Regions from separate parts of the Mus musculus genome. Here region 1 is linked to region 2. The links are chromatin loops, found by intact Hi-C in ENCODE. Cell type or tissue: left cerebral cortex. All regions are shown on one strand. Links, peaks and the distances in the headings refer to the core of each region. The heading gives the core; the rest is flanking DNA.

Region 1 (16,053 bases), core at 4,606-12,605, 57 kb after region 2:
GGTTGTTTTAAACTGTAGTCAAACAATGGGATGTAGTAGCTATTCACCAAAGCTTTTAAAAAATAATTCAACCCCTTATTGTTCTTACTGATTAAAAGGTGGGGTGGGCACAGAGAGTTGCTCCCATTTGAGACTTAGAAGGAGATGCCCTAGGTCTAGGGGAAAGTCCCTCATGTTGAGGGAACGTGGTAGAAGGAGAGTCAGATGTCCCATATGCCTACCACTTAAGAGGATTAGTCTGCAACAACCAGGCTCTGATCTAAATTTGAAGGGAGCTGAGGGATCATTGTGTCTGGGTTCTTACCCTCACTTTCCCTTCTATTCGGGTGTTTGGCTTAACAGAAAGAAAATGATTGCTCGACTTGCCCTGTAGTGTGCTTCACACGGAACTTTTCATGTAGAATATTTGCTACAGGTGGTGTAGCTTGCTACTTCACCCACAAAGAGCACAGACACCCCCGTTGTTGCAAAACACATGAGGATTTTACTTATCCAACATGTTGGGGAACCCCCTCTCAGCACGCAGGCTGGAGGAGAGACCCAGAACAAAGAAAGAACACACTTTTTATACCTTTGTAAGGGCCAGATATAGGCACCAGGGTAGTTTGGCTTATTTTAATTGGTGTAGCTAATAACCTTTTTAGACATTGGTTGGTTTGTATAGGGTGACTCTTATTTTGTCTGTCCTTGAGGTTTTTTTTTTTTTAGAGTGAGGCGGAGCATGGGGATTGTTAATCTTGCTTTTGACCGTTAAGTTAAAACTGTTTATTTGTTTAGTCAGTCAGCTTTTTATCTGGCTCTGTACTTGGCCTGCTAGTATAGTTTGGAAAGTCCTTTTGAAGGGGGAAGGTACAGGGTAGTCTTGAATTTATTTTGGATATTACACAGGCGCAAAGGATTGCTGAGCCCCAAGCTGAGCAAGGGACAGGGAAGGACTTGGCACCTGGTGCCTCCAGCTGAGGGGGGACTGGCTATGCAGAGGGAACAAAGACTCCTATCAAGTCTTTGTCTATGATCAACTCCTTTGACCAGGAGCTGGTCAGGTTGCCAAAGACTTTGAAGCCAGGCTTAACAAAGCTTAGATTCAATGTATGAGGAAATAAAAGTCACTGAAACACCTCTGGGCGATAACTCAAGGTGAAAAGTTAAGTTTAATAAAGATGGGGTTTGCATATGGGTGAGCAAGTATAGCCGTCACAGAGAAATCCTGCCTAGAACAATATTTGTTCTTTTTACCTTCTGAGAAAGGGTCTCATGTAGCCTAGGCTTCCTCAAACTTGCTTTATAATGGAGGATGATGTTGAACTTCTGATGCTCATGCCTCTACTTCACAGGGCTAGGAATGTAGCTTGTGTGTGTGTGTGTGTGTGTATACACGCGCGCCTATACCACCATTGCTGGTTTATACAGTGCTGGGGACCAAACCCAGGAATCACCTCTCTAGCTCTGTCTTCTCTTTCTTTTATTCTTCGAAACACTTCTGTGAGATGGGCATGGCAGCACATGCTTGGCAGTTTGTATATCCAGGTGGCAAAGGCAAGAGGGTCACCACAAGTCCAAGACCAGACTCATTGCCAGAGCAAGCTCTTGGTCAGCCAGGGAGATATACTGAAAAGCCCAGTCTCAAACAATCCCAGACTTAGTCTGCATCCTCAGAGATGGGATGGCAGGTGGGCCAGGCTCTCCACCTAATCTAATAATACACAGAGAATTCCAGGACAGCCTGGTCTACATAGTAGGTTCCAGGCCAGCCAGAACAATATAGTGAGTCTTTAACTCAAAAGTAAAACAAAGCGGGGCAGTGGTGGCACACACCTTTAATCCCAGCACCAGGGTGGCAGAGGCAGGCAGATTTCTGAGTTCGAGGCCAGCCTGACCTACAAAGTGAGCTCCAGGACAGCCAGGGCTATACAGAGAAACCCTGTCTCGAGAAAGAAAAAAAAAAAAAGTAAAACAAAATAGCAAAATCAAAAAACAAATGAAAAACCACAGAGAAATGACTTTCCTGTCTTTCCTTTGGATGGTAGCCTGAGCCTAAGTATGTTTTTTTTCTCAGTATTTTGGGGTTTTGCGCTTTTTCTAAAGCTCCCCTTCCTACCACGTGACTGATATCCGAGCCTAATTCAAACAGCATGGCTCTCTCCTCCTCCTCCTCCTCCTCCTCCTCCTCCTCCTCCTCCTCCTCCTCCTCCTCCTCCTCCTCCTCCTCCTCCTCCTTCTTCTTCTTCTTCTTCTTCTTCTTCTTCTTCTTTTGGTTTTTCAAGACAGGGTTTCTTTGTATAGCTTGTCCTGGAACTCACTCTGTAGACCAGGCTGGCCTTGAACTCAGAAATCCGCCTGCCTCTGCCTCCCGAGTGCTGGGAATAAAGGCGTGCACCACCACGCCCAGCTTTCTCTCTCCTTCTTAAGCTTCCTATGAATATATGATAAACTCCTCTCTAAAACTCAAAACAACAACCCAGTATTCCTGTTTTGGAGCCTCTATTAATCTCAGGAGTTCTTTTTCATAGTTCCTTAGTAAATATATATTCACTGTGGAGGGGGGAAAAAAAAAACCTCCCTAAAGTACAAAACCAAGTTCAGAGCCAATTTGGGCTTCCTGCTGTGGCCAGCCCAAGAATGAAGCCTCAATTCAAAATAACCAGACTGCCTGGACGAGGACTATAGCTAAGTGGCAGAGCTCTTTCCTGGGATATGTGGGGTTCTGAATATAGTCCCCATCACTACAAAGCAAACAATAATAAAAACCACTTCCGTGGATCATACCTTTAATCCCGACACTCCCAAGGCGGGGGCAGACAGACAGCTTTCTCTGCCACTCTGTCCACCTTTTTTTTTTTATGTTTTGACACATTGTCTCATACAGTCAGAGTCAGTCTTGAGCTTCTGATACTTTCTCCTGCCTCCACTGAAAGACTGAAATTATAGGCAGGTACCATCATTCTCAACTCTGGATGTACCATATTGAAACGTGTGGTCACATGGTAGCTCAGGCTTGCCTTGAAGTGACCATATAGCCCAGGCTGAGACAATCCTCCTGCCTTGGCCTCCTGCCCACTGGGACTGGGGTATGTGTCACCACATTTCCTTTTGAATATGCCTTCATTTGCTCACACACAGTACTGATCTACTGGTGTTTCAGAGATGGGCTTAGCAATCTGACTGGACGCTTTGATCGATCAACTTTCCTTTCACAATTTGCCCCAGGCCAGGCTGTGGCCTGCTCGGCTTCAGAAGCACCTGGCCTGCTTCCCTTACGAGGCAGTGACCTTTTGTCCCAAGTCCCGTTGCTTGTTTATATTTCCTAGGCCATTTGAGTCATTAAAAGAATGTTTTAGTTTGTTTTGCAGCTTCTCTATTCTCTAGACTTCTGTTTCCTTGCCTGACAAGATAAGGAAATCATGCTGATTTTTTTAAAGCAAACCTTTTGTTGTTGTTGTTGTTCTTAGGGTACAGAGCAGGAAGAAATGCCTAATCTGAAACAGAGAGCGAGAAAATTATTCTTTCGTTTCCCTACCACATGATCCCATCCGTCACTACGTCCTGAAACATGGTATTTATTGAACAGACCATGCAGAAGGCCCTGTCTGTCACAAGTCCCTGCCATTGTTCCTAACCTATACATAGGGTCTAGAGTCTGCTCTGTGGTTCTGTGAAGAATTAGCTGTGTGATCTGGGTCAGAAGAAGAAGAAGGAGAAGGGGGAGGGGGGAGGGGGAGGAAGAGGGGGAGGAGGAGGAGGAGGAGGAGAAGGAGGAGAAGGAGAAGGAGAAGGAGAAGGAGAAGGAGAAGGAGAAGGAGAAGGAGAAGGAGAAGGAGAAGGAGAAGGAGAAGGAGAAGGAGAAGAAGAAGAAGAAGAAGAAGAAGAAGAAGAAGAAGAAGAAGAAGAAGAAGAAGAAGAAGAAGAGACAGTTAAAGCAGTTAAAGGCCAAGGAGGTCAGGAAGCTTAGAGGAGGTGGGACTTGAAAGATGGCTGGGGACATGGAAATAGGAAGCAGAGTAGGGGCTTCCAGGCAGAGAGAGACCCAAATCAAAGTAGCAGGGTCTGACATAGGCCAGACATGTCTGAGAACCTCATTGATAGGCGTTTACTGGGGAAGACAGGACAGTGGATGTAGACAATAGATAGTAATAAAACCAGGCCTCATGGGTTTTTCATTGCATTAATTTATCTTCTGTATCTGTATCTATATAGGTTTGTGCATGCACTCATTTGGACCATATACAAAAGTCAGAGACAACTTGTATGACTTGGTTCTCTCCTCTCATCATGTGGAGCCTGGGAACGTAGATTATCAGTCCTGGTGGCAAGTACTTCTACCCACTAAGCCATCTTGCTAGACTGACAAAGAGCCTTGTCTCAGAGCGGACATCCTAAGCCTGTACTGTGGCTGACTCTGAGGGTCTTGCACTGGGGAAAAGCGTCCTATGACAAGTATTTGTATGGGCTTCTGTGGGTGACAGTAAGGGACAAATGGCTTAGGGGAAGCCCTGCAGGGGGTTTTATATGTTATTCTATGGAAACAGATGAGTTTGGTAGTGGAGCAAGAGAGAGGGAACATGAAAAAAAAAAGGTTTGTTATATGGAATTTTGTTGTTGCTAGTACAAACACTGTGGACGGTGCCACATTGTATTGTGAAGGTCACCTGCCAACTTGCAGGAATCGGTTGTCTCCTCCCACTGTGTGTCCCAAGGGATCAAATTCAGGCTGTGAGGTTTGGCAGCAAGTGCCTTTTCCCTCTGAGACATCTCACGGCCCTCTTTAGAATACATTTAATTAAAATTGGAAAAACTTGATAGGGACAGAGTTTCCCTGGAAAAGACAAGATTATAAAGCCTTATCCTCATGATCCCGGAACTCCAAACTCATCCGTCTCACTCTTTGTTTAACAGTCAGACCAACAAAATGAAAAGGGCAAGTTTATAGACCGAGCAAACACAGATGAAGAAAAAAATGCCCTGGGAGCCGGAAAGTCTGTGCTCTGGATCCCATCTGCTTTTGAGCGTTTCTTTTCTTGGATATTTCATTTATTACTGCAGTCACAAACATTTCCTTGAGTGTTTGAGAGGCAGCAACAGTTTAGGTTGTAAAGACTGAGGAATTCCTGGGCATGTGAAGGAGGCAACAATTAGCGATAAAGATGAACAAAGTCCCACCATAAGATAAACAAGGACGGGATGGAGAGGAACCCAGGGCAGCCATAGGCAGCCACGCCTGGAGAGGCTTGAGATTTCAAAGCGGGTAAACGCACAGGCACTGAACACTTTGCAACATCCCATACAGCCCATAGTAACTCATTTGATCATCAGCTCACACTCTTTTTTTTTTGTTTTGGTTTTGGTTTTTCGAGACAGGGTTTCTCTGTGTAGCCCCTGGCTGTCCTGGAACTTAATTTGTAGACCAGGCAGGCCTTGAACTCAGAAATCTGTTTGCCTCTGCCTCCTGAGTGCTGGGACTAAAGGCGTGCGCCATCACCGCCTGGCCAGCTCACAACACTCTTTTTTTTTTTTTTTTTAATATTTTTTATTATTACGTATTTTCCTCAATTACATTTAGAATGCTATCCCAAAAGGCCCCCATACCCTCCCCCCCAATTCCCTACCCACCCATTCCCATTTTTTGGCCCTGGCATTCCCCTGGACTGGGGCATATAAAGTTTGCATGTCCAATGGGCCTCTCTTTCCAGTGATAGCCGACTAGGCCATCTTTTGATACATAGGCAGCTAGAGTCAAGAGCTCCGGGGTACTGGTTAGTTCATATTGTTGTTGCACCTACAGGGTTGCAGATCTCTTTAGCTCCTTGGATACTTTCTCTAGCTCCTCCATTGGAGGCCCTGTGCTCCATTCAATAGCTGACTGTGAGCATCCACTTCTGTGTTTGCTAGGCCCCGGCCTAGTCTCACAAGAGACAGCTATATCAGGGTCCTTTCAGCCAACGCTTGCTAGTGTATGCAATGGTGTCATCATTTGGAGGCTAATTATGGGATGGATCCCTGGATATGGCAGTCTCTAGATGGTCCATCCTTTTGTCTCAGCTCCAAACTTTATCTCTGTAACTCCTTCCATGGGTGATTGTTTCCAATTCCAAAGGTACATTTACACAATGGAGTACTACTCAGCTATTAAAAAGAATGAATTTATGAAATTCCTAGGCAAATGGATGGACCTGGAGGGCATCATCCTGAGTGAGGTAACACAATCACAAAAGAACTCAAATGATATGTACTCACTGATAAGTGGATATTAGCCCAGAAACTTAGCATACCCGAGATATAAGATACAATTTGTAAAACACATGAAACTGAAGAAGAACAAAGACCAAAGTGTGGACACTTTGCCCCTTCTTAGAATTGGAAACAACACTCTTAATGAGTGTTAAGACAGGACTCAAATCCTGTCACACGGTGCTCTCTTTGCTCTTGTTTTCAAAATGATTTATTATTTGAAATTTTTTACTGTACATATTCTTGGTATTTGGTACTGTATTATATAATGACGTTTTTACACAAATATATATTGTACATCAAACACTGGACGAGATTTCTTCTCATATCCCCCTACTTTTTCTCCACTGGGGACTGCAAGTGCTCAAGATATGGTCTGCCACTGTTCATTAACCCTGGACCTCCTGTTTGTTTGTTTGTTTATTGAGATGAGGTTTCACAGGGTTGCTCAGGCTTATCTCTGTCGCTTAAAGAGAACTTGAGACCTTTTCTCACCTCCCGATGGCTGGTATAGACCTCTGCACCACCAGGATTATCTATATAACTTATTATACCTCTTATGACATTGTTGATGATGTTGAGGATTTGTTTTGTCTTCTTGTTTTGTTTTTGTTTTTAAACAGGGTCTCCTGTAGCTCAGAGTCCCCTGGAACTCGTCACAATAGGAAGCCCCTTAACCCTGAAGCCTTTTTTTCCTTCTGCTGGAACCACAGGAATTTACTATACACCATATTCTGAAGAGTCATACTCTTTTTTTCCCCCCTAATCTCCTCTACCCCACCCCAACGCCCCCACACCGAGATATCAACATTCTAGCTGTGCCCTGATAAACAGTAGGAATAGAAGGGGGTGAATTCCAGGCCTACAGGCCTACATGTGTCACCTGAAGTTTATGCAAAGAGCAAAAATATTTAGCCACAAGAGGTGTGTAGTGTTCCCACCAGAACTAGGTGGTAAGACCTTATGCTGAAGACACAGCATGCTCTGACTGCAGGGCGTACTGAAATCAAGCTGGCATTGAACCGGAAGTTGCTTCCTTGCTGGCTAGCCCGTATCACTCTGGAAAGCACTATGATGGCTGCTGAGGGAGAAATGGCAGTGTTACTCAACTGTGGACCGGGGAACCACACTCCTGACCCGGCAGGCAACAGGAGAACTCTGGTGCAGTAGTGGGGCGACCAGCTGCTTTCTGATTGGATTTGAGGCCTGCCCCATAGAAAACTCATGTCTGCTATGGTAACCCTGGTCACAAGCGCATGGCACATAGTCTGTAGAGGGGAAGCTGCTATTGTCTGTTAAATAGGTGTGGTGCCCCTGTCAAAGTGTCTTCTAAGGAGCTCTGCTTATGTGCATAGGTTAGGACTGCTCTCAGCTAAGCTTCTCTTTGGCCGCAGTTAATAGTGAACACTAATAACTGGTCAGTGTGCTGAGAACCGGTGACCACTGAATGCTCAGTCAGAAATTGGGCATTTCCACCATCCCCTTTTGGGCTCAGGAAACATTGCAGAGGACATGGGGAAAAGAATTGAGGAGTCGATTGTTTTAAACACTATCTTTGGGGGGGTCACATGGCCACTGCACTTTTGAACTCGCAGCAGATACTCGCAGTATCTGCTGAGGACAAGCACTAACTTGGACCTAGCATCACTCCCCCATGGGGCCCAGAGAAGCTCGCCAAGGTTCACAGATCCTGAGGACTTACAGACAGTTAATAGCTATTGAGTGAGGGAGAGACAAATTTTTGGGGGGTGTGTGTGGGGGGGGGGGGTGATGGGACAACGGGTAGCTTGCCCATGTTCCCAAAAATAACCACTCACCCAGTGTTCCTGTAAGCAACCCTAATGAAATTCACTGGGACACACATGCACATCACGAAAACTACAAAAGTAGGATACTATTCAGAGAAACCCTGTCTCAAAAAAACAAACAAACAAACAAACAAAACAAAAGCAAAAACAAAAAAAGGAGGATACTAGTTGGGAAAGAGACCAGTATAAGTGGGGAAGGACCAAGAGAGGGACATAAGAGGTACCTATGATCAAAATTCGTTTATTCACATATAAAGATGTCATGATGAAACCCATTAATAAATAAATTGATATATGCTAATTTTAGAACTTTGGGAAAATAACAATCAAAAAAACCTCCCAAAGAGTGTGAAGGTCCTTCTTGCTGAGAACAGTCCTCCGTTCTATTTCTTTTCTTTCAGACTCGGTCTGAGAAGGGCAGCCCGTGGCTGAGGTGCACGCCGGGGGAGGGGGTTAAATGATGTGGTTATTTTCTCTGGATGAGACTCGGAGCTTGGTGCCAGGGATTTGAGGGTTTCATGGCAACAACTGCCAGGGCTCCTGGGAAAGTCCCCAGGCATCTAGAATCCTGCAGTCTTGGCAGCCCCTATTCTCCAAATGGACCCAACATCAATCAAGGCCAAGAACCCAAAGCATGACCCAGCAAACAGCTGGCAAGCTATTTTTAAAATCCAATTTAAAGTCATATATGTATAAGCCCCGATGGATTTCCCTGGGGGATCTTACCCCTCAAGTGGAAAATGCTTTAAGTCAAATAAGGTAATCTCTATTTTGATTCCCAGCAAGCCCAAGCCCAGGGCCCTGCTGCCTACAGCAATGAGTGCTAATCCACTTTAAGCACAAGTGAGGCAGAGCTGGGGAGTCAGGGTGGCTGGGGGACTGGGAGAAAGGTCAGGCCTAGATATTTATCGTGTTAACACTGTTAGTGTGTGTCTGGATCGGTCTTGCAGAAAAAAAGAAATCAAAGCCATGCATTGTAGCTACTGGGGAGGAGAGAGTGGGGCTTTCTGGGATCTGCCCATACTTCACCCGTGTCTGGAAACCTTAGATTCCCTCATGTCCCCGCTCAAAAAGTAAAAATACAATTAGAGGACTCAGCAGAAGGAAGTGGGGACGGGGAAACCATGGTTCTGGAAGGAGTGGGCAGACTGGGTGGGAGGCAGCAGCCCAGCCCTGTACAGCCAGCTGGTCTGGCTCTTGCCACTGCTTCTCTTTGTCATTTTGCCACCCAGCTTAGGTCTCGGGTGCCACTGGACAGATAAACTATCTGAGTTACGCCAGGACCAGAAGCACAGTGTGTCCCGCAAGGACAAGCCTCTGCTTCTCCTAACAAGCACCTTTCTCTCAGGCAGCAACCCAGGGTTATTTCTCTGTGTTTATCTTCTTTACAGGGCCTGAAGTAACAAATTGAACAGATGTATGTAGAGAAGGGACTGGGCACTTCCCACTGCTCCTGCCTCACACGCCTAAAAGCAAGACCAGGCATGGTGGTATAGGCTTGTGTTTTCAGCCACATGAGAAGTGGAGGCAGGAGAGTCAGTCCAAGATCATCCTCCACTACCTAGAGTTCAAAGCTGCTCTAGGCTACATGAGGCCCTGTGTCAAAAGCCTAAGCCATCAGTACCATGTGCTACATAGTAAGCTCAAGGACAGTCAGGGCCCATAGTGAAGTCCTTCCTCAGGAATAGAACAGAAGGGGTGGTGAGATGGCTCAGTGGTTAAGAGCACTGTCTGCTCTTCCAAAGGTCCTAAGTTCAAATCCCAGCAACCACATGGTGGCTCACAACCATCCATAATGAGATCTGATGCCCTCTTCTGATGCATCTCAAGATAGCGACAGTATACTTTGATATAATAATAAATAAATCTTAAAAAAAAAAAGAAGAGAAAAGAAAAGAAATAGAACAGAAGCACATGCTGGGCCTCTCTAAAAGCTGGCACGGCAACTGAGCAGAAACTGCTTTCCCCATGGACTTAACAACTGGCTCAAGGCTGCATCAAAAGCAACCTGATCCACATCTGATCCGGGTTTTGCTCTCATTTGAATGACAAGCATCTTCAGCTCCCCCATTATCTAGACCATTGGATAGCTTCTAGACATGCCAGTAGAGCTCTCTCCAGACAATTCAAGCTATCAGGGTCCCTAAAAAACATTATAAACATGGCACCCAGGAACAAACAAAAATCCTGGTAATTATCTTACTATTCAAGGATACAGTTGAAAATTATTCTTTGATCTTTAACTTTCATTATGCTGGGCCTGCATGAAAGGCTGGAGATACAGAGATCAATGAAACAGCCTGCTTCATATCTGTTCGCCACCTCCTTTTGTTCTTGTCTCTATCATAGACATAGCTGGAGATTTCTGATGTCTTATGTTACAATAGTTCGCAGAGAGAAATATTCAAAATTTTATCATCATAGATACGTGGACAAATAAATCGTTGCCTATTCATACAATGGGAAAGAGAAATGAAAATTAACTGTGCATGTAGTGAGTTCCAAATGAGACCCCTTGTTTCAGAATAAAAAGGGCCACCAAGATAGTGCAGGTGGTAAAGGTGCTTTCTGCCAAACCCGATGACCTGAGTTCAATCCATGGGACCCGCAGTGGAAGGAAAGAACCCAGTCCTGTAAGCTGTCTTCTGACCTCCAAAGGTGTAGAGTGGCTTAGCTGTGCACGTTCATCTATACCTACCCTTCCTCCCCACAAAGTATTTAAAAATGAAAAGAAGGAAAGAAAACAGGGGTAACACCAAACTGAAGGAGACGATAACATGATCTTAGTACACGGACTGATAAATAATAAAACTAAGAAAATGAAGGATACCCGTGACAGCAAGACTAGGGTGATCTGGGTCTGGGAATTTTCCTGGAGGGTTGCTAGAACTACCTGAGTTCCCAGTATGTGAGAGAGTGGGGATGAGGCCTCTCAGGCGTTTGCCCCAGGGCCTCTTTGGAAGAAGAGATTGGCCACAGAGAGAACGAGAGTGAGATGACAATTGAGGTTGTCCTGATTTTCAAGATTAACTAGGAAATAAACACCACCAAAAAAAAAAAAAAAAAAAAAGCGATCAGTAGCAGAAGTGTCAGTGTTGTCAGTGTGTGTGTGTATGTGTGCTGCTCACCGAGACTGGGTGGCCTTAAAAAACAAGTACTATCCATTCCAGACAGGCCTCAAACTAGTGACAGTGACCTTGAACTTCTGCCTCCCCCCAGGTACTGGGATTACAAGTGTGCACCACCTTGTGTATGGGTGTGGTTATGTAATTAAGGATGGAATTTGCAGTCTTGCACTTCCTAGGCAATTACTCTAAGCTATGCTCCCAGCTATGCTTCTCCCCTCCTCCTCTTCCTCCTCCTCCTTCATTTAACATGCATGAGATTTTTGCCTTTATGTAAGTATATATATAATGACCATATACATGCCTGGTGCCTATAGGGATCTGAAAAGAGATCCTTGGATCCCCTAGAGCTGGAGTTAAAGAGGATTGTAAGCTACTATTCAGATCAGATGCCAGAAACCAAACCTGGTCTCTGCAAGGTCAGCAAGTGTTTTTAACCAATGAGCTGCCTCTCTGGCCCTCAGGCTGACCATTGTCGCTGATCCTCTGATCTCAACCTCTCAAGTGCTGAAATAATAGTATACTTACTTAATCACCCAGATGAAGAATTTTTTTCTCTTTCATCTCTTACTGTTTTACTGTTTTTCGAGATAGAGTCTCCCTACATAGCCCTGGCTGATCTTAAACTCACAGAGATCTGTCTGCCTCTTCCTTCCTAGTGTTACAATTAAAGGCATGAGCTGTCCAGTTTTTTTTTCCTCTTAAACTATTTCTTTTTTTTTCTTTTTTCTCTTTTCTTTCTTTCTTTTTCTTTTTTTTTTTTTTTTTTTTTTTTTTTTTTTTTTTTTTTTTTTTTTTTTTTTTTGGTTTTTTGAGACATGGTTTCTCTGTGTAGCCCTGGCTGTCTGGAACTCACTCTGTAGACCAGGTTGGCCTCGAACTCAGAAATTTACCTGCCTCTGCCTCCCAAATGCTGGGATTAAAGGCGTGCGCCACCATGCCTGGCTTTTTTTAATTAGATATTTTCTTTATTTACATTTCAAATGTTATACCCTTTCCTAGTTTCCCCTCCAAAAATCCCCTATCCCCTCCCCCCTCCCCCTGCTCCCCCACCCACCCACTCCCATTCCTGGTCCTAGCATTCCCCTATGCTGGGGCATAGAACCTTCACAGGACCTAGGGCCTCTCCTCCCATTGATGACTAACTAGGCCGTCCTCTGCTACATATACAGCTAGAGCCACAAGTTCCACCATGTGTTTTATTTGATTGGTGGTTTAGTTCGAAGGAGCTCTGGGGGTACTGGTTAGCTCATATTGATGTTCCTCCTATGGGGCTTCAAACCCCTTCAGCTCCTTAGGTACTTTCTCTAGCTCCTTCATTGGGGACCTTGTGCTCCGTCCAATGGATGATTGTGAGCATCCACTTTTGTATTTGCCAGGCACTGGCAGAGCCCCTAAGGAGACAGCCATATCAGGCTCCTGTCAGCAAGCTCTTGTTGGCATAGGCAACAGTGTCTGGGTTTGGTGGTTGTTTAGAGGATGGATCCCCAGGTGGGGCAGTCTCTGGATGGTCCTCTCTTCAGCCTCTGCTCCGAACTTTGTCTCTGTAACTCCCTCCATGGGTATTTTGTTCCCCCTTCTAAGAAGGATTCTGAGCTTCTGGGCTAACAGATAGATCAATGGAACAGAATTGAAGACCCAGAAATGAACCCACACACCTATCTATGTATGGTCACTTGATCTTTGACAAAGGAGCTAAAACCATCCACTGGAAAGAAGTCAGCATCTTCAACAAATGGTGCTGGCTCAACTGGCGGTTAGTATGTAGAAGAATGCAAATTGATCCATTCTTATCTCCTTATACAAAGTTCACGTCTAAGTGGATCATAGAACTCCACATAAAACCAGAGACACTGAAACTTATAGAAGAGAAAGTGGAGAAAAGCCTCGAAGATATGGGCACAGGGGAAAGATTCCTGAACAGAACAGCAATGACTTGTGCTGTAAGATCAAGAATCGACAAATGGGACCTCATAAAATTGCAAAAAGGCAAAGGACACTGTCAATAAGACCAAAAGGCAACCAACAGAGTGGGAAAAGATCTTTACCAATTCTAAATCAGATAGAGGGCTAATATCCAATATATATAAAGAACTCAAGAAGCTGGACTCCAGAAAACCAAACAACCCTATTAAAAATGGGGTACAGAGCTAAACAAAGAATTCTCAACTGAGGAATACCAAATGGCTGAGAAGCACCTAAAAAAATGTTCAACATCCTTACTCATCAGGGAAATGCAAATCAAAACAACCCTGAGATTCCACCTCACACCAGTCAGAATGGCTAAGATCAAAAACTCGGGTGACAGCAGATGCTGGTGAGGATGTGGAGAAAGAGGAACACTCCTCCATTGCTTGTGGGATTGCAAGCTGGTACAACCACTCTAAAAATCACTTTGGTGGTTCCTCAGAAAATTGGACATAGTACTTCCAGAAGATCCAGCAATACCACTCCTGGGCATATACCCAGAAGATGCTCCAACATATAATAAGGACACATGCTCCACTATGTTCATAGCAGCCTTATTTTAATAGCCAGAAGCTGGAAAGAACCCAGATGTCCCTCAACAGAGGAATGGATACAGAAAATGTGGTACATTTATACAATGGAGCACTACACAGCTATTAAAAACAATGAATTCATGAAATTCTTAGACAAATGGATGGATCTGGAGGATACCATCCTGAGTGAGGTAACCCAATCACAAAAGAACACACATGATATGCACTCAGTTTTTTTTTTAATTTAGAATTTCTATTTATCTTGTGAGGGAATCAGGCCTGTGTATGCCACAGCACATGTATGAAGGTCAGAGGACAACCATACACGCCCTGGGCATTGAACTCAAGTCACTATGAGCCATCTTCCTGGATGTGTGTGTGTGTGGGTGTGTATGTATATACAATGTATATACATGTGTGTATATATATATATATATATATATATATATATGCACACATATATGTGTGTGTGTGTGTGTGTGCGTGTATCTTCTTTCTTCAGCTATGACAGTTTTGGAATTTGTAGTCCATTCATAGAGCCCAAGTTCCCTTTTCATAGGAAGGAGCTGTATGATAAAGCAGGCAAACTTACAGCCCATTCCTTGACCCAAGAAAGGAATCAAGATGACAAGAGAACAAAGTTCTCTAATCTGTTGTCCACTGTCTGTCTGGAGGGCAAAACGAAGCCAGGATAGATGATAGGTTCTGTGGGGCTCTAGTCTGGGCAGGAATGCTGGGATTGTTGCAGCTCTTAGAAGAGGATGGAGGAGGTTTGGGTGACCTGCGTGGGGCAGGTAGCTGAGGTCCAGGGTCTTGGCAGCTACCTTGGCACCAGCAGCATAGGATAGGCAATGGCATGGTAAGCCTGGCCAGCCAGGTGGGTCCAAGGTCCAGCAATAAATACTTTAGGAGAGAGACCTCCTCCCCAAGTAGTACAGCTCGGTGAGGAGAGCCACTCTCAGAAGAGCCTCAGTGAAATAACCTTTGCGCTTTATTGCATGCGGACAGGGACTTTATAAATATTGAGGAGTGGGATGGGATTTAGGAGGGTAGGCGTTTCCTATTAGCTCAATTTGAGATGTTAGTGATGCTCTATTTCCATGGGAAAGGACTCCAGGTGTCAGTGGGGTGTCATGGTTACATGTTCCAGAGCAGGTACAGAAATGGGTAGGGAGTTGCTTGACCCCTGCCGATCTTAAATCTCTAAGATTCCCAGGGTCTGAGCTCACTTGGCCTTACCAGTTCTGTCCCCTGGCATGGCCCGCTTGCCCCACAACCTCCTGCAGACTTATTGTAGTCTAGACTAGATCTGAAAGGGTTCATTTGCACACTTAAATGACCTCTTCTATTACAAACAGGGATGGTCCTGCTTGCCCAAGAGGTCCTGGCTAATGGCAGTTACATAATTACCCTGAATCAAGCTTTGACTTGATCATTAAAACGGTCATTAAAAACGAGTAAGGAAGCCACTCGAAGCTTTCATTTTGTGAGGATTCCTAACTGTGTTACTGGAATCCCAGTAACTGCAATACTGTTAGCGTTCTGGGCACTTGGGCTTACACATGGAGGCCACTCACAAGAGCACAGAGTGCTTCTGCTGGTCTTACTTAGGGCCAACAATATGTAACCATCTGCCAAGTGGTCCATATTTTACAGCAACATCCACCACATTTTAGCAGATCCCTTCCCAGACAATAGAGTTAGGGCACCAATATCACAGTATCCCAAACTCTGGGGAAACCTGAACAAGTTTGATTTCCCACATCTCCACAAATCCCTAGCTTCAGTCTTGGGACTCGATTAGCTGAGCAGTAGGTCCATGAGGAGTACTGAGGGTCTGTCTGCCTCTTCAGTCTCTTTGGAGAGGCAGCCAGCAATCATCAGTGCAGAGGTCTGTAGAGCCTGCATCCTTCGTTCATGAGAAACACTGTCTGCATGAGCTCACTGATAGAGGGGCACACCTCTTCCTGGCGGTCAAGATTGCATGAACCCAGTGCCCCTGCCCATGGTAGGGACATTGCCAAGCTATTGTCTAATGCTCCTGGTTCCGAGGAACCAGAGGCAGGAATTAAAGTGTAAGCATGTAGGTCAGCTCTTTTGCTTCATTGCCACAGTTATCAGACAACACCTAGACAAGCTTCAACCTGTAAAAGCTATTAGGTATCAGAGTCATTCCTTTTCTTCACATCTCAACTAGGCATGTCCAATTGTAGCCTGTTGGGAGCTGCATTAAGCTGCCTACAGCCAGGGATAGATAACTGTGAGAGCTAAGGGTGGGAAAGGTAAGTCCAGATGATAATAAAAATTATTTGATCCTGTCCCTACTCTCATACCAATGGTTTGAGTTAAGAGCCACAGCTCTAGACAACTGACAAGCAACTGGACTTAACAGTA
Region 2 (16,053 bases), core at 3,351-11,350:
TGCTCTGCTCCCCGCTCCAGCACAGCTCAGCAGGGCTCTCCATCCTCTGCTGGGGTTGGGGGCAAGGCTCAGCTACCTTCACCTGGGCCCTGGACCACAGGACCCATCTCTGGCCAGAGGGGTCAGCTGTCGTCATCCCAACTCCCTTCCCCGCTGTGATCTGGTGGCTATTCACTTTCGTATTTTACAGAATAAAAATAAATAAATAAGCAGGGGAAATTTCGCAGTAAGGAAAGGACCCCAACTAGAGGCAGGGGGAAGCATTGTCAGTCTCCTTTTGTAGTATTTTATGTTTGTTTTTGTTTGTTCAGTTGTGTTTTCTGGGGGAGGGGCAGTTGAGAGGGGGGGTCTCATGGAGCCCAGGCTGGCCTTAGACTCACATCTACCCTGCCTCAGCTTCAAGCATGAACAGGCTAACAATTCAGTGTTAGTGTTGAAAGCAGCACATCAGCTCTACCCCCTTGCACCCCAGCTTCCTTGTTCTTCAACTGCCTGCACTTCACACCTCCCTCTCTCCTCCCTCCTCCCTCTTCCCTCCTCCCTCATTTCCCTCTTTCCATAATGCCCACAGCTGAAGACAGCAATGAACCCACAGCCTGCAAAGCAGGGACCTGTTTTTGGAAGGCAAGGTAGAGTGTCCCCTCTCTTTCCACGGCTCCACATAGGGAGGGGAGGCCTCTCCTACACTTCTTCTCTCCTAGAATTTTGGGGTTGCCTTGAACAGGGCTTGCTGCATCCCTCCTAGCCACACCTCCTTTTTGTTTGCCAAGCCTCCAAGTCAGTCAGTACAGGTATCATTACCACCAAAGCCATGATCTGCTGTGCCCTAGAGTTTGAAAGCAGAGGCCCTGACCTCCAGGCCCTGTCTTCAGTCAGTGTGATCCCTTGGCCAGGTGAGGGGCACCCTAGAATGAAGTGGTCAAACCTAAGACCCTCCATAGTGAGACAGCTGAGTATTATCCCTCATCAACAGGCAACCTTGGGCTGTCACTCCCATTGTCTCCACTCTCCAGAGACTTGCCCCTATGGTCAGTGCCTTGAGATGTATGACCACAGGACCTTAGAATGTCAAGATAGGGGGTGGGGGGAATGGACCATTTGAACCATCCCCGAGTAAAACAGGTTACAGGAGGGTTAGCGTATTCCAGCCCAAGGTCAAACGGCTCACACGAGGCACAGTCCATCTTAGTCTCAGTTGCTGGTGAACCTCCATCACCTTGAGGATTTTTGTTTGTTTAGTTTTTGTTTTTGTTTGTGTTACCATAAAGTTATCTGGAACCAAGCCTAGCAAATTTGGTGAGAAGTTAAGCCTGGTGATATGTCAAGGCTGTAAAGAGAAAGGATGAGTGAATGAGGTGTGTTCTCCTGGGTCTCCAAAGCTAGCTCTGAGGAGCACTGTGACCAAGGATGCCTAGACCCATTCTCACTGATGTTCATGAGTGCTCTGAGGAGCACTGCGACTAAAGGTGCCCTAGCCCTCTTCCTGCTGGTGCTCATGAGTGCTCTAAGGAGCACTGTGACTAAGGGTGCCCCTTTCTCTCTGACGTTCATGAGTGCTAGTTCTCCCTTTTCCTTACAGGGCGAGGTACATCTGCTAGAATGGTGAGCTGCCTTCTTCTCTATCCTGTAATCTAGGGACTTCTCTGGAAAACTGATAGGGCTGGAATGAGCATCCGAGGGAAAGGTCTGCTGTAGAGTCATTCTCTCTTCCAAAAATATAACCCATTGGTGCCACCCAGAGCCTCCCCACTCTCTGAGCACTCCTAAAGGAGAAGTCAGTTGGGGCATGCCCTTCTTGTGTACATAAGGAGAAAGTGAGACGGCTAGAGCCACCTTCCTCTAGGTCAGTGGCTTCTTCCATGTCTTACTTCCTCACTAATAAGGCACATGTTTAAAAGGGACCACAGGTCTAGTCAAACCCATAGTCCTACACCTTAGGTAACAAAGAAACCAGATGAGGACATCTACCTGGAGTGTGAGCCGGATCCAGGTGAGCGCCTGCCCCTCCCACTACCCATGAACACACTCTCCTGGCCCCGTTCTTGTTCCCTCCAAAATACTCCCCTCTAGACCCTACCTGGGAGTCTTCATTTCTGCTGTTGGTCCCACACTGGCCCTACCAAAGAGGTGACTGGCACTCTTAGAGCAAAAAACAGGGGGTAGTGGGTGGGGAGGGGGTGTTCTCAGCTGCTCCAGCCAGGCCACCAAGCAGAATCTCCCCATGGAAGGTCTCCAGGAGAGCCAAGTCAAAGGCAGCAGTAGTAGACCCCTAGGCTGTTCTTAGCCACTTCCTGATCAGCCTGGACTTCCCTGCCTGGTCCCCAGCCAGACTCTGTATGCCCTCTCTATTCTAGTTCCAGTCTTGACTAGGTCTCTGAGCTCCAAAGCCCTGATACCTCCAGTTCCTCTGCCAAGAACATCTGGATTGCCCAAGTAAGATGCAGCAGTGGAAGGGAACAACATGGGACAATGGGTTCACTAATAAAGGAAACCCCAGAGGCCAGACACAGGAGCAAATGTCTTTCTTTAATCCCAGCATTTGGGCAGCAGAGGCAGGCAGATCTCTGTGAATTCAAGGCCAGTCTGATTTACTTAGAGAATTTTGGATTAATTGAGGCTGCCTAGTGAGACCCTGCCTCAAAAAGAATAAAAAAATAGATTAAAAAAGAAAAACAAGGGTTGGAGAGATGGTTCAGTGGTTAGGAGCATGGCTGTTCTTTCAGAGGTTCTGAGTTCATTTTTCAGCAACCACAGTGGCTCACAACCATCTGTAAAGGGATCCAATGCCCTCTTCTGGTGTGTCTGGAGACAGTGACAGTGTACTCACATATATAAAATAAATCTTAAAAAAAGAAAGGAAGGAAGGAAGGAAGGGAGGAAGGAAGGAAGGAAGGAAGAAAGAAAGAAAGAAGACAGAACAAAAAAAAAAAATCCTCTGAGCTCTGCTCCCCAATTTATTCTTTGTAGGTCAGTGGCTGGTTACCAGGAGGCTCGGAATGTAAGAGGCTAGTGGTCAAGGAAGAAGAGAGCCCAGAGGGGTGGGAGGGAGGCCTAGGGTGGGACTTCAGGTTTTGGGCAGCGGCCTGGAAGGCCAGTTCTCATCTGACCAGACTTCCTGTGTCCCAGGGAGCTATGGATGGTGCGTTGAAAGGTAAGTACACACCGCTTCATCTCCATGGGTCTGCTCTGCTAGGATCTTACTCCCTCTGGCAACAGATCCTCCCCCCCCAGGTCCTCAGGTTCTGTTTACTTCACCAAAGGGGTCCATGCAGCTATGACTTCTGCCTGATCAGGCCTGAGAGGACCCTCTTGGGCCTTTCCCAGGGTCTGCACTAACTCGAAAAGCAGCCAGTATGTGTCCCAAGATCAGTTCTCACTTGGAAATCAGGCAAGGCCTGTCTGGTAGGTCCTCCCTGAGTGTCAGGCCTGGGAAGACAAGGTGCACAGAATGGCCAATGTTAGGTTTCAAACATGCTGGCACCCTCTGCTGCAGTAGTCCCCCATGAAGCCTTCTTACCCATCCCCTTCCTGGTTCCAGCCTTCTTCTCTGCTTCTTTCAGCAGGAAGGAGGCTGTCTGCTTCCTCCATAGCCCCTGCTCTGAGTAGCTCTGTTGCTGAGGTGAGCTGGGGCAGATGTGGGAGATGTCTGTGGGAAGCAGAGTCCTTGCCCAGGAGCCCTCCTAATCCTGGGGCCTTTACACCCCCATGAGGAACACGCGTGTGCACTTAACCGGGTGTGCAGCTCCCCCGTCCCCGTGCTGCACCCCAGGCACAGACACTACTTGGTTTGGCCTGTAGGACTCAGGCTGGGGCTGGCAGATGGAAACACAAATAACTGTACCCCAGGGTTCTCTGCTCGCCATGAGCAGCTCAGCACTTGGGTGTCTCTTTGAGTAGCTCTGTGTATTGTACAGAATGGTAGTCTGCTGGGTCAGCCTTGGTACTCTGGAAACTGTGACCGTCAGTCTGTTGAGAGAGCCCTGCTTCACTTCCAAAAGGTGGGCATCTGTCAACTCTTGGCCTTCTCTGAAAGTCCTCTAGTCTCTGCCCATGCCTGATGAGGCTGGCAGTAAGGGCGGGGGAGGCGCTTCACATAATTAGTCAGCTGGCCTTAGGCAACTAAGATGAAGTTCATGGCTGGGGTCTCCTCCACAGGATGGGGCCTACACGGTGCGCCTCAGCTCTGGGCCTCACAGTTCCCAGCCCTTCACTTTGGCAGTACTCCTCAGAGGCCGTGTCTTCAACATTCCCATCCGGCAACTGGACGGTGGGCACCACTATGCCCTGGGTCGGGAGGGCAGGAATCATGAGGAGGTGGGTACCGGATGAGTCATGGGCCAATCACCGAGGTGGGTCAAAGAGCAGCACCCTGGGCCTTGCCTGGAGCATGTGTGTTTTCGGGGGGTGGGGGACACCGATTGCTTCCCTCCCTCACCCTGGCTTGAACAGAAATGCCTCTGAGGTAGTTCTGTCTCTAAGTGCCTGCCTTGCAATATGAAGGTCTGAGTTTTACCCCCAGAGCCTCAGGGGGTAAAGTAAGGCAGGAGAGGTGGCTCAGGTTTATTTATAATCTTGGGCTGGGAGGTTGAGAAACAGGTATCCAAGTCAGTGAGAGGCCTTGTCTCAGAAGACAAGGTTGGGACTGGAGAGATGGCACTCACTGGTTTGAACTGGGGTTCCCCGTACCCACATGGCCGGCACACTTGTCTATAGCCCCAGTTCTGAGGGTCTTAGCGCCCTCTCTGGCCTCTGTAAGCACACATGCATGAGATGCACATATATCCGTGTAGGTAAGACACTCGTACCTATTTAAAAAAAAAAATTAAAAGAAAAATCCTAATAAACAAGGTAGCTAGGCATGGTGGTACTCACCTTCAATCCTACTCCTTGGGAGCTAGAAGCAGATGGATCTCTTTAGTTCTAGACCAGCTGGAACTACGCAGTGAGACCGTGTTTAAAAACAAAATAAAGCTGTGTGTGTGTGTGTGTGTGTGTGTATGTGTGTGTGTGTGTGTGTGTAGCCAGAGGCCGGAACATCTTCCCAGACATCTGGCACTGTGAAAAGAGGCCTATCTTTTCTGGGAAGGACTTCCGTGTGCCATGGTTCAGTCTTCATAGGGTCAAGGTGAGGGCAATGAGACCATCTGAGAGGAGGGCAGAAATCTCCAAGGACCTTTCTCCCCAGCAACTGGCTTCAGACCTAGACAGTTGCCCACCACTCAGCTTCCATTGAGAGAGGCCACAGCCAAGGACCAGGCCTAAAGCAGTTCTCGCCCAGCTCTGGAAGCCCGAGGCTGGCCAATAGCATAGCATGCTGGTGCAGTGGCAGGCTCACAACCAGACAGCAGAGCGGCGTTTCAGTCTCATAGCGTGGGGGGAAGAAAAAATATCTAGAAAAATGCCAGCCAGCTCCCCTGCCAGGCCCTACAGTTGCCTTAGAAAGTTGTTGGCAGACTGAAGCCTAAGGGACCCACAGATGCCCTGCCTGCCTTATCCAGCTCTTCTCCTCTGTGGCCGCCATGGTTCAGCATTACACGAAGCACCCCCTGCCCCTTGTGGACGGACACAGTGGCAACCGGGGACTCACCTACCTGCGCTTCCCCACCAAGCCCTGAAGAAACAGCAGCACACAGATCCCCCTCAGGCACGTGATGTGTGCCCCATTCACTTTCTCTCCCACTTTAGGCTGTTTTCTTTTCCCTGCCTTCCTCCACCCCAAAAGCTCTGCAGGTTCAAACTGAGAGGCATGAAGATGGCCACCTGGGAGGCTGGCTTCCTCAGAGACACTGCCTCTCCTTAGACTGACTTCTTGTGTGTGGTTTGCATCTTCTGGGAGGAACTAGGTTCCCAGCACACAGTATACTTTCAATAAACATTTACTGACTGAATTCTCTCTTAATACCGCACACACACCTTTTTGAGTATTATAGTAGGTACAACTGTGTGTGATCACGTGCATGGGAGTGCCTATGTCCACAGAGGACAGACTCATCGGATACTCTGGAGCTGGAACGAGGGGGTCAGGAGGTGTAAGTTTCCAAAAGTAGGTGCTGGGAAGAGCAATAATGGTTGTATAGTCCCTGAGCTATCCCTACAGCATAGGGGAGGGATTCTAGAGTATGCTGAGAATAGCGGCCTTCCCCAGAAGGCCTTATACTTCCTGAGAGGAATGGAGTAATGTCGCTGTGTGGGTCTATTTCGTAGGCTAAACTGCAGAGGAAAGGGTTCGGGCTTTTGTTCTTCTAAATTCTTCTAAATTCTTTGCCAAGGAGAAGGGCCAGGCCAATAAACTGACCTTTGTTCATGCTTGCTGGTCGTGGGCAAGGAAGGGGGGAGGAGGCTCAAGGTTTCTGGAGGAGAGAGAGGCTGATGGTAAGCATTTGATGTCTAGCTTTATAGCGTTATAGGAAGGACCCCAGGAGACAGTCTGGATGAAAGCCTAGAGGATGAATAAAGGCGCTGGGAGCCTGGGCCAGTGGATGGTAGAGGCTCTGCGACCCAAAGCTGAGCTGCCTGGCAGGACGTGGGCCCAGCGGGAATAAGGGGCTCCGGGTTGGGCTGGCAGCCAGCAACCCACAGGCTGGCCCAGGGCGGGGGTGTCTCCGGGCCCTGGCGTGGAGCCTGGAACACCCCGTGCCGGAAGCACCACGTGACCATGACTCCGCAGAAGTCTCCAGCGGCCGGGAAACAAAGGGCAGCTCAGGGGCTGCCTGGCATGGGGGCTGGCACGGAGGGCACGGTTCCCACTGGTGCCATGCTGCACCCCAATACCTCTGGACCGTCTCCTGGGGAACCTAGAGTCTGGCGTGACCTGGAGGCTTGTGGGATGTCCGGGGCGGAAGCCAGGGCCTAGGGATCTGCTGGCGAGGAAGGGGGTGGGGCGGGCCACGTGGGCTGCGGGAGCGTGCACTGTCGCCTCCGTTCGTCATCACCCTCCGGCAGATTACCCTCCCTGAGCTGTAATAGATGGGAAGATAATTGTCCCTGCCCAATCATCGACCTCCGGTTAGGAGGCTTAAGTGAGGGCCTTCCTGCGTAAGAGGCGCATCATGAGCCACACTCTGGCTCCCTTCTCTTACACCAGCCCAGAATTCGGGTCAATTAACTGCTACTGATAAAGCCCAGCAGGATGCAGGCTCAAGCCAGGAGTCTGATCATGGACAGCACCTGCCCAGTGTTGCAGGAGTGGGGGGATCTCAGCCTGCGGAGGGTAGGGACTCTCTGCTGCCTGCCAGGCCTGTTAGCCTAGCATTTCTTTTTACCCCAGGCCACTTCTAGGCTCAAGCAGTGGAAATGGCCTCTCTCTCCTACCATTTCTCCAGGCACCTACGGACTTAGGATGTGGGCCACTGGCACTTTGGGGTGCCCTCATCTGCTTTGAAGACAGAAAAGCCTTTTCAGGCCTTTTAAATGAGTTCTGAACTCCCTTATCGGTAAACTAAGAGCGCTTTTGTTATTGGCTGCAAAGGTACTTCATGCTGGGGCAGGAGATAGGTAGTTCTTAGCTAGCCTGGTTTATATAGTGAGTTCCAGTCCACTTAGAACTGCGTACAAACAGTCTCAGAACAAACCCCCAATACATATTACAAAAGAAAAAAAAAAAAAAAGAGGTAACTTTCATTCATTGTTCCTGCAAGAATCAGGGAAACTGTCCAGGTAGTGTGGGCAGTACCTAATTATTAGAGCCCCCATGGCAGAAATGAGCATGATCCTTAGGACAGCAGGCCATCAAGGTGGTTGGTTCAGTGTGTGGGTCAGTTTCCTGCCAAGGCTGACACAGGGTGGAAGAAGAGAACCATCTTGGCTATGTTAGCCTCTGACCTCCACATGCTGCGGCCTCCTCCCACCGTAGAAAGACACTGAAAGAGAAAAGAGCAAGGCCCAGAACTGGCTTAGCACCTCCTTAGCTGACAGATGTGTATCCAGATGTCTTCTCTCCCTGGGACCCAACCCATTCTGGCCTTCCCCACCTTCCTCTCCCTCCTCCTAGCCTTGGTCCCTGCTACTTACCTTTCACCCACCCAGAACCAACCTGTCATCCCCATATCAGATAGTCAGGACAATGAAGACAGTTGGTGACAAGTGTTGAAAAATTCATTCTATCCCAAGTTCCTCAAAGCTGACAATATGGACTCATTTTAACATGCAAGTTCAAGCCAAGATTGTCTTAAAGCTCTATTTTTTTTTTTTTTTTAAATTCAAAGACAACAGTTTTATTACACTTTGAGGTTTTGGTTTCGTTTTGAGACAAGGTTTCATGTTGCCCAGGTTGGCATCAAACTTGCTGTGCAGCTAAGGATGACCTTGAACTCCTGACTCATCTGACTCCACCTTTTGAGCATTGAGATAATAGACATGGGTCACCATGGCCAGTTTGTTCCACACTGGGGACCAAGCATAGGGCTTCATAAATGTTGGGCAAGCACCCTACCAACTGAGCTACGTCACTAGCCAGTAGTTAATTCCTTTTGAGTAGATGAATGTGTACAGTTATAGCTGGCTGGCAACCATCCCATCTTTCCAGGCTTTTTGCCTTTCTAAATGTGAAGGAATAAAAATGGCAGGGGCAGGCCTGGAGGAACCTGGGAGGCCTGGTAAGGAGTGTGAGCATGGAGGGTATGAGCATTAGAGGACACAGGGGGAGCACTCCTCCAGTTTCCTACAGCAGAGATCAGTGAGCCAGCACAGATGCAGGGAGAGTGGGAGGCTTCGGGTATTTCTGTAATTCCATGGAGACGGAAGCCTTTGACTTTCCACTGCCGACCCTGCCAAGCACTCAACCACGTTTCCTGAGGTGAACAGGCCAGACTAGAAAATTCCAGGCAGGGTCATCTGCTGAGAGAACAAGTCCTTGAGAGATACTGTGCGTGACAGATACCAAATGGTTTGTTACTGAGGACCTGAAAGACTAGGTGAGCCCAGGAAGTATGCGGCTGGGGAGGATGTGAAAGCCATGGCCCAGGCCATAACACATCTGCTGGGTTCCCAGTGTGATCTAAGTTAACCATCCAGGCTTGCAGCTGACCTGAGAGGAACGTGTACAGAAGAGTCCAAGTGTGGCTGAGCCATGCATCCTCTGTGTAGCCCTGACCTCGGTCACCCCCTGCCTCCCCTCCCTCCTTGCTTATTCTAGGAATCAAACCCAGGGGCTTGTATATGCTAAACAGGCATCTAACACTGAGAGCTGTTTTTGCTGCGATGATTCTTGTTATTCTGCCCATACTAAGCTTGAATTTGCCATTCCCCTGCCTGGGCCTCCCAAGCAGTTGAGATTACAGGCATGCAGAGATTTCCCAATTAGAGTCTGGGTTATGTTGGCTTTATTTGTTTCTTTGCCATGCATCGATGAGAAGCCAACCCAGGGCCTGGTACATGCTTAGATAAGCACTGCACCACTGAGCTGCAGCTCCAGCCCTCCTCTTTGAAAACAGTCAGTGAAGCTGTGTGTGCTGACCCATGCCTATGATTCAGGAGCTCAAGAGGTAGAGGTAGGAAGAGCTTGAGTTTGTGGCCAGCCTCAGCTTTATGGTGGTGTGTGTGGAGGGGTATTAAAAAGAAGAGAGAGACAGCAGTGGAGCAACACCTTTAATCCCAGCACTGGGGAGGCAGAGGCAGGCAGATCTTTGAGTTTGAGGCCAGCCTGGTCTACAGGGCAAGTAGCAAGACAACCAGGCTACACAGGAAAATTGTGTTTCAAAAAATAAACAAAAGAAGAGTGAAAAAAAGAAAAAGAAAACAGAGCCGGGCATGGTGGTGCACACCTTTAATCCCAGCACTCAGGAGGCAGAGGAAGACGGATTTCTGAGTTTGAGGCCAGTCTGGTCTACAAAGTGAGTTCCAGGACAGCCAGGCCTACACAGAGAAACCCCGTCTTGAAAAACAAAACAAAACAAAAAAGAATACAGTGAATGCCTGTTTAGGGTTGGTGTGAGAAGGAAAAAAAGTAATATTTAATTATGTTTAACTATATATGTGTGTGTGTGTGTGTGTGTGTGTGTGTGTGTGTGTGTGTGTGTGTGTAAAATAAGCTGATACATGCTATCAGCCAAATGATTAATACCTAGTAATAATTATAGCTATAAATAGGCAAAGCCTGGTTGTGATCATCTCTCTCTGTGGCCCATGAAAACTTTAGGTAGATATATCATAATTATTGTTTCTACTGGCTACTGTCATTCTTTTTCTGATAAGACAACATACACAGACACACACACAGAGACACACACACACAGACACAGACACACACACACACTTGGGAATCAGAAGGCAGGTAAACTTCAGAGAGTTCAAGACCACCCCGGTCTACATGGTGCTTTTTCCTTAATGCCCTCCCAGATGTGAGCTACAGATTTCCATTAATACACATTTATCTATCTATTGAAAGGAGAACGTATTAGGTGGATGCACAGGGAACTGCATCTTTTTGAAGGGCAGGGAGGGGGAGTGGAGAAAAGCCTGGAACGACTCAGGTAAGAGGCCAGGATGCCGGGGCAAGCTCTGGGCCTGAGCCTGAGGGCTTCGGAGGCCTCTGTTTCCACTGGACATACCCCTGTGAGGCACTGCTGCAGGATCAACTTGGAAATGTTCAGAGCCCGAGCAGAACCACATTCCAGATCCTTAGGTGGTTTTGTTCTGCTTCAGGGAGGAGTAAATCTAATAGGAAACAGTGAGCAGATGTGTTTGCAAGCACAAAAGGCTTCTAGTGCTGGAGACAGGCTGAGCTCACCCACCCCAGGCCTTGCATCAGCTACAGGGATGACTGCCAGGCTTGGAAATTAAGGCAGAAGGCTCCCAGGAGCCTCCCTGCCTTGCCTCTTGCTCTCAGTGAGAGGGAAGCAAAAAGGAGCAGAGAAGTCAGGGTCTCTTTAGCCAGTCCATTTCCAAGTCACTCACATGCCGAGTTCTCGGGAACCCAGGCAGCAAACAGCCTGCGTGATCACACAGGCTGAGATCTCACGTCAGAAGCCTCTACTCCTAAAGCCAGAGATGCCTCTTAGGCTGAGCGGGGAACGTTGAGGCAGGCTCCTCCCTAGCTCATGGCAGCACACGGTTGTTATTCTGTTGTTTGATAGAGATACTAAGGGCTGGGCATGTAGCTTGAGGATAAAATGCTTGCTTAGCATGCACAAGGCCCTGGGTTTGATACCCAATACTACAAATAACCAAACCCAACAGCAGTAACAAGATCTCCACCAACAGTGGCCAGTGACTGACAGGGGTAGGAAGTTATTTAGAGAGGGTTCTGATATGGCCTTGGCTTATTACTGCTTAGAGTTGCATGAACTTGGGGATTCCCAGGGATACCTGGTTCCAGTTCTAGGCACACCCAAGCAGTTAGTGGCCATACCGACTTCTAACGTCAGAGCCATGTAAGGTCTTCCCACTCTATCCAGTTCTACCTGGAGTATACCCTTTTTTTCCTCAGCCACCTTTGACCTTCTCTGGTAGCCTTACACCCACTTTCTTGAGCTCTTCCAGCATCCCCAGCTGTCTAGACCTGTGGGTAGCTGAGTATGAATGCCTCGTACTGGAGAGTACATCCTGTATCAACCGCTCCCACCCTTCTTGGACTGGGCAAGCTACAGGCTCATTGAAAGGGCATCTAAAGAAAGCACAACTCTCTCTGCCCCAACCTTGAACCAATCCCTAGAACTACCGGAATCTTATTATTTGTTTATTAGATGTTGAAATTGTATGGTATTACACTGCAAAGGCCTGTGACACCAACACTCTGACAGTGCAGGCAGGATGATCAAAAGTTAAATTCAGTGTTGCCCTCTGCAACACAACGTGTTTTGGGTGGTTTGAGTGAAAATGGCTCCCATAGGCTCACAGGGAGTGGGACTGTTGGAAGATATGGCCTTGATGGTAGGTGAGGCCTTGTTGTATCACTGGAGGTGTGCTTTGAGGTTTCAAACGCTAAAGCCAGGCCCAGTATCACTCTCTCTTTTCCTTCTGCCTGCCAATCCAGATGTAGAACTCTTGGCTCTTTCTCCAGCATCATGCCTGCCTATGTGCTGCCATGCTTCCTGCTGTAAAGATAATGGAACAAACCTCTGCACTGTAAGCCAACCCCAATTAAATGATGTCCTTTATAAAAGTTGCTGTGGTCATAGTGTTTCTCCATGGCAATAGAAATCCTAACTAAGATAGTGTTCAAGGCCAACCTTGGCTCCTATCTCAAAAAAAAAAAAAAAAAAAAAAAAAGGTGTGTGTGTGTGGGGGATGGGGTGGGGTGGATGCAGGGATAGTTTAGCCATGAAGAGTGCTGGCTGCCCTCGTTCAGGTTCCCAGCACCCACATCAGGCAGCTCACAACTGCTTGTAACTCCAGCTTCAGAGATTTGGATGCTCTCTTCTGGCCTCTGAGGGCATCTGCTGGCATGTGCACATATCCTACAGAGACAAATAATTTAGAACATAATTTTTAAAAGTCTATTAAGCTGGGCGTGGTGGCGCACTCCTTAATCCCAGCACTCGGGAGGCAGAGGCAGGCAGATTTCTGAGTTCGAGGCCGGCCTGGTCTACAAAGTGAGTTCCAGGACAGCTAAGGCTATATAGAGAAACCCTGTCTCGAAAAACAAAAACAAAATAAAACCAAACCAAACAAGTCTATTAAAAATACATAACAGAAAAACAAGCCTCCCTCTAACATCTGTCCCTCAGTTGTCCCTTTCTCCGAGGTCAGCAGTGTTTCCCTGTGTATCTTTCCAGAAGCCCTAAGCTCATGCTCAAGTTCATATGATACTTAACTTTTATGCTCAGGGCAAGTAAGACCAAAGTCCTGTGCTTTGAGTTCTGGTGGAGAACAAATAGCAAATAACCAGAGTTAAATTCCATGTCCCAGTTGTGTCTCCCCTTCATAGCCCTCTATCACCCTACTAGGTCCCTGAGGCACAGTCAAACATGGCAGTTGGCATCAGCCTCATTTCTTAGAGAAGTTAAGATGTTACACACTGGGTGCTCCTGATGATCTGATATTATCACCCGCCTCCCTAATGCCTCTTTGCTCTGGAAAGGACCTCAAATTTTTAGACAAAACGCCATGTCCTCTCTATGGGCATCCCAAGGACAGAGGCAAGGGCTCTTGTGTGCCCTGTGAGCTGGACTCTGAGCTGAGGCCCTCAGTTAAACAATACCCACTGGGTTAAAGTGACAGAAAGAAAGTTCATGATTCTGCCAGGCACCCCCCAGTCCCTGAAGCTTCTCCTGGACCCTGGCTCCTGAACACTGAAATCTCTGACCCACAGGCCATTAGATTTCTTTCCCCACACAGTTGGCTAAGTTAATGTCCCTGCTTGGAAGGCCAAGGCCAAGGGCTGGCTCCCCAGAGTAGTATGTGCCAGCTGTTCCTTACCCACAAACAACAGAAGTACACATTATAACTCAGTGGCCAAAGGGACTGTCTCCTGAGCAGGGCACACAGCTAGAGTTCTGTAGCTGAAGGCATGAGTTCCCTAGGGCCACACCCTCACACCCCTGACATCTCAGGGAGCTTCTTGGCTGAACCCTTCCTCACCTGTCCCCATGATCTGTCTTGGGTGTGAAAGTAACTTCAGTGAAGAAGATCACAGTGCCCAAAGTGGGAGGTGAAGTGGAAATTTAAGGGTTCTTTGGAAAGTCAGTTGGATGGTGTTTTGTTGGGGCAAACCCATGAAGGAACATTTAGTTAAAGTGGACACGGGTATAAAAGGCTAAGGCAGACTCTTGAAGGAACACTTCACTGAAGCAGACACAGGAGAGAGGATGTTCTGCTAAAGCAAGCACATGAAAAGACACATGATGAAGGATTCTTTGCTAACAACACGCATGTATTAGTCCGCCTCACATTGTGTAGTTGAGCTGCATTTGTCAGGACTCCATAGAGAGACACACACCCAAAAAACTTCAGGTGGTGTGATGTAGTTTGTTGCTGCTTCCAAGGACTTGGGCTGATTGGATGCACGTGCTGAGAACACGTGATATTTGGAGGATATAAACAGGGCTCTGTGGAGCGACACACACACACACACACACACACACACACACACACACACACACACACACACACACACACACACACACACACACACACACACACACACACACACACACACACACACACACACACACACACACACACACACACACACACACACACACACACACACACACACACACACACACACACACAGAGCTTGGCTTGCTGGTACAGCTAGCTGTGCAAAGCTTGTAGGTCTCTCGTCTTGGCTGATCTTTGATTCCCTGAGGGAGGCACAGCTGAGAACTGCTCCTGGGTTCCTGCTTCTCCCTCTTGCTGACTCGAACCAAGGCTGAGGCCTTTCTGTCTCTGCTAGGTCCTGTCACCACTGTTGTTATCCCTACTCTATTGGGCTGGACTGCTGGTGTATCCGTGAAGTGTTTGTGAGTGGGTCCAGCTGTCTCTACCTGCTAACCTCTGAACTGAACTGCCAATTTCCAGACAACACAGATGGGAGTTTCTCCAAAGAGCCTTTCTAAACAGGTCCACTTCCCCCATATCCTTTCCTTTCCACTAGCTCTGGTGGGTGGTGGGTTAAAAGGAAGGTTAAAGCGTTTAAGAACCATCATTAAAGATAGGATTTGAAAAAGTTAAAATTACAGGAGGTTGTTAGGAGACAGAAAGAGGAGGCAGTGTCTTCGGGGGTAGCAGCAGTGCCTGGCCAGTGAGGCAGTGGGAACAGGAGGTTACTTACCTCAGAGAACAGCAAGCATCTGCTATGGATAGTTTGTAAATTCAGACTAGTTTAGTTTTTGGGGAGTATTGAGGCAATCTATGAAGGAGAAGGTTGCTGACAGAGGAGGGAGGAGAGGAAGCCAGAGTGTCTAGAATCAGAGAGCACGGGAGAGGGGGAGGAGGAGGAGCCAGTGAGTCAAAGGTGTCGCAGGACACATGGACATTCCACTTGGGTTTCCTTGCTACCACGGGAAAATGTGAGTTTACAGAGGAGCCCAAGTGCTGTAGAAACTGCCTCCCTCAGGTGCTCCCCTTCTGTCCAAGCATTCCCCACCCTGATGAGCCACCATCTCACTGGGCACTCACAGGATCCCTAGAACAGTAGTTCTCAACCTTTGGGGGTGGGAAGACACTTTCACAGGGGTCTCATATCAAATATCCTGCACATCAGAAATTTACACTTCAATTCATAACAGTAGCAAAATTACAGATATGATGCTGCAACAAAAATAACTGTATGGGGGGGGGTTCACCACATCATGAAGAACTGTATGAAAGGGTCGCAGCATTAGGAAGGTTGAGAACCACTGCCCTAGAGACGAACACTTTGTTGTAGGATCTGAGGTCCTATGTGTTCATCTGGAACTCCATGCATGGTTTGCTGACTGGCTCTGTTCAAAACCTTGGCCCACTGCCATGCCTCCTGATTTCCTGTATGATGTAATGGGAAAACTACCTGGGGGAGGGCATATGATTGCTGCATAGGACTATATGAGATTACTTTGTTTAACCATTGGCCATTAAAATGGTAGCCTTTCTTTCATGTCATCATTGGGATACATTCCTCCTTGGTAACTAGTAAGAAAATCAAGCTGCTACAGCCTACCTTCAGTCTATCAACAACACTTGTAGTGACACCATGAAGGTTCACGTGCATTGGATATATCCCCCACCCTGAGTCTCTCTCTCCCAACACAGTCTCTTGTAACAAGCTGGCTTCAAGCTTTCTATGTAGCTGAACATGGCCTTGAACTTCTGATTCTCCTGACTCCACTTCCCAAGTGCTGGGAGTACAGGTGTGGGCCACCATGGCCAGTTTTCTGTGGTACTGAGAACTGAATCCAGGGCTTTGCACATAGTAGGTAAGGCCTCTAGCTACTGAGCTACATCCCCAGAACCTTGAAGAATTCCTTTTCTTCTATTTGAAGCCTGCACTCAACTTATCAGTAGTAATCCTTTGAGCTCCACCTTCAAAATGTATCTAACTATTACTCATATCCACATCTTCCAGGCCTCACATGAGTGACCTACCTGGCCCAATGCCATCTTCATGGCTGTATCTCCTTCTACTCTTCCCTG

Evidence for each region. Hi-C counts contacts between places; a loop is a spot of excess contacts. Peaks named below come from ENCODE experiments on the same cell type or tissue, not always from the same donor. Only the 100,000 strongest peaks of a DNase experiment are listed, where the experiment ranks them.
Region 1: it touches region 2 in a loop (5-fold over the local background); 5 of 42 quality-filtered maps call a loop at or near these places.

The regions. Positions count from the first base shown.
Region 1 is chr6:72,447,748-72,463,800 of GRCm38, reverse strand. No RefSeq gene overlaps it. Among named protein-coding and RNA genes, the nearest start is that of Mat2a, 16 kb to the right of the region's middle. In left cerebral cortex, for the core only: no CTCF peak of the experiment used is centred there; DNase peaks (open chromatin) are centred at 8,551, 9,212 and 11,302; H3K27ac peaks cover 296 bases.
Region 2 is chr6:72,503,487-72,519,539 of GRCm38, reverse strand. It overlaps Sh2d6 (SH2 domain containing 6), which reads left to right. Exons shown (of 12, transcript NM_001374030.1): 3 at 572-629; 4 at 1,580-1,602; 5 at 1,939-1,990; 6 at 2,355-2,433; 7 at 2,968-2,998; 8 at 3,127-3,151; 9 at 3,561-3,619; 10 at 3,915-3,998; 11 at 4,156-4,314; 12 at 5,499-5,899. The coding sequence ends at 5,615. Among named protein-coding and RNA genes, the nearest start is that of Sh2d6, 8.5 kb to the left of the region's middle. In left cerebral cortex, for the core only: CTCF peaks have their summits at 6,699, 8,415 and 8,617; DNase peaks (open chromatin) are centred at 5,385, 6,663 and 8,595; H3K4me3 peaks cover 777 bases; H3K27ac peaks cover 3,782 bases.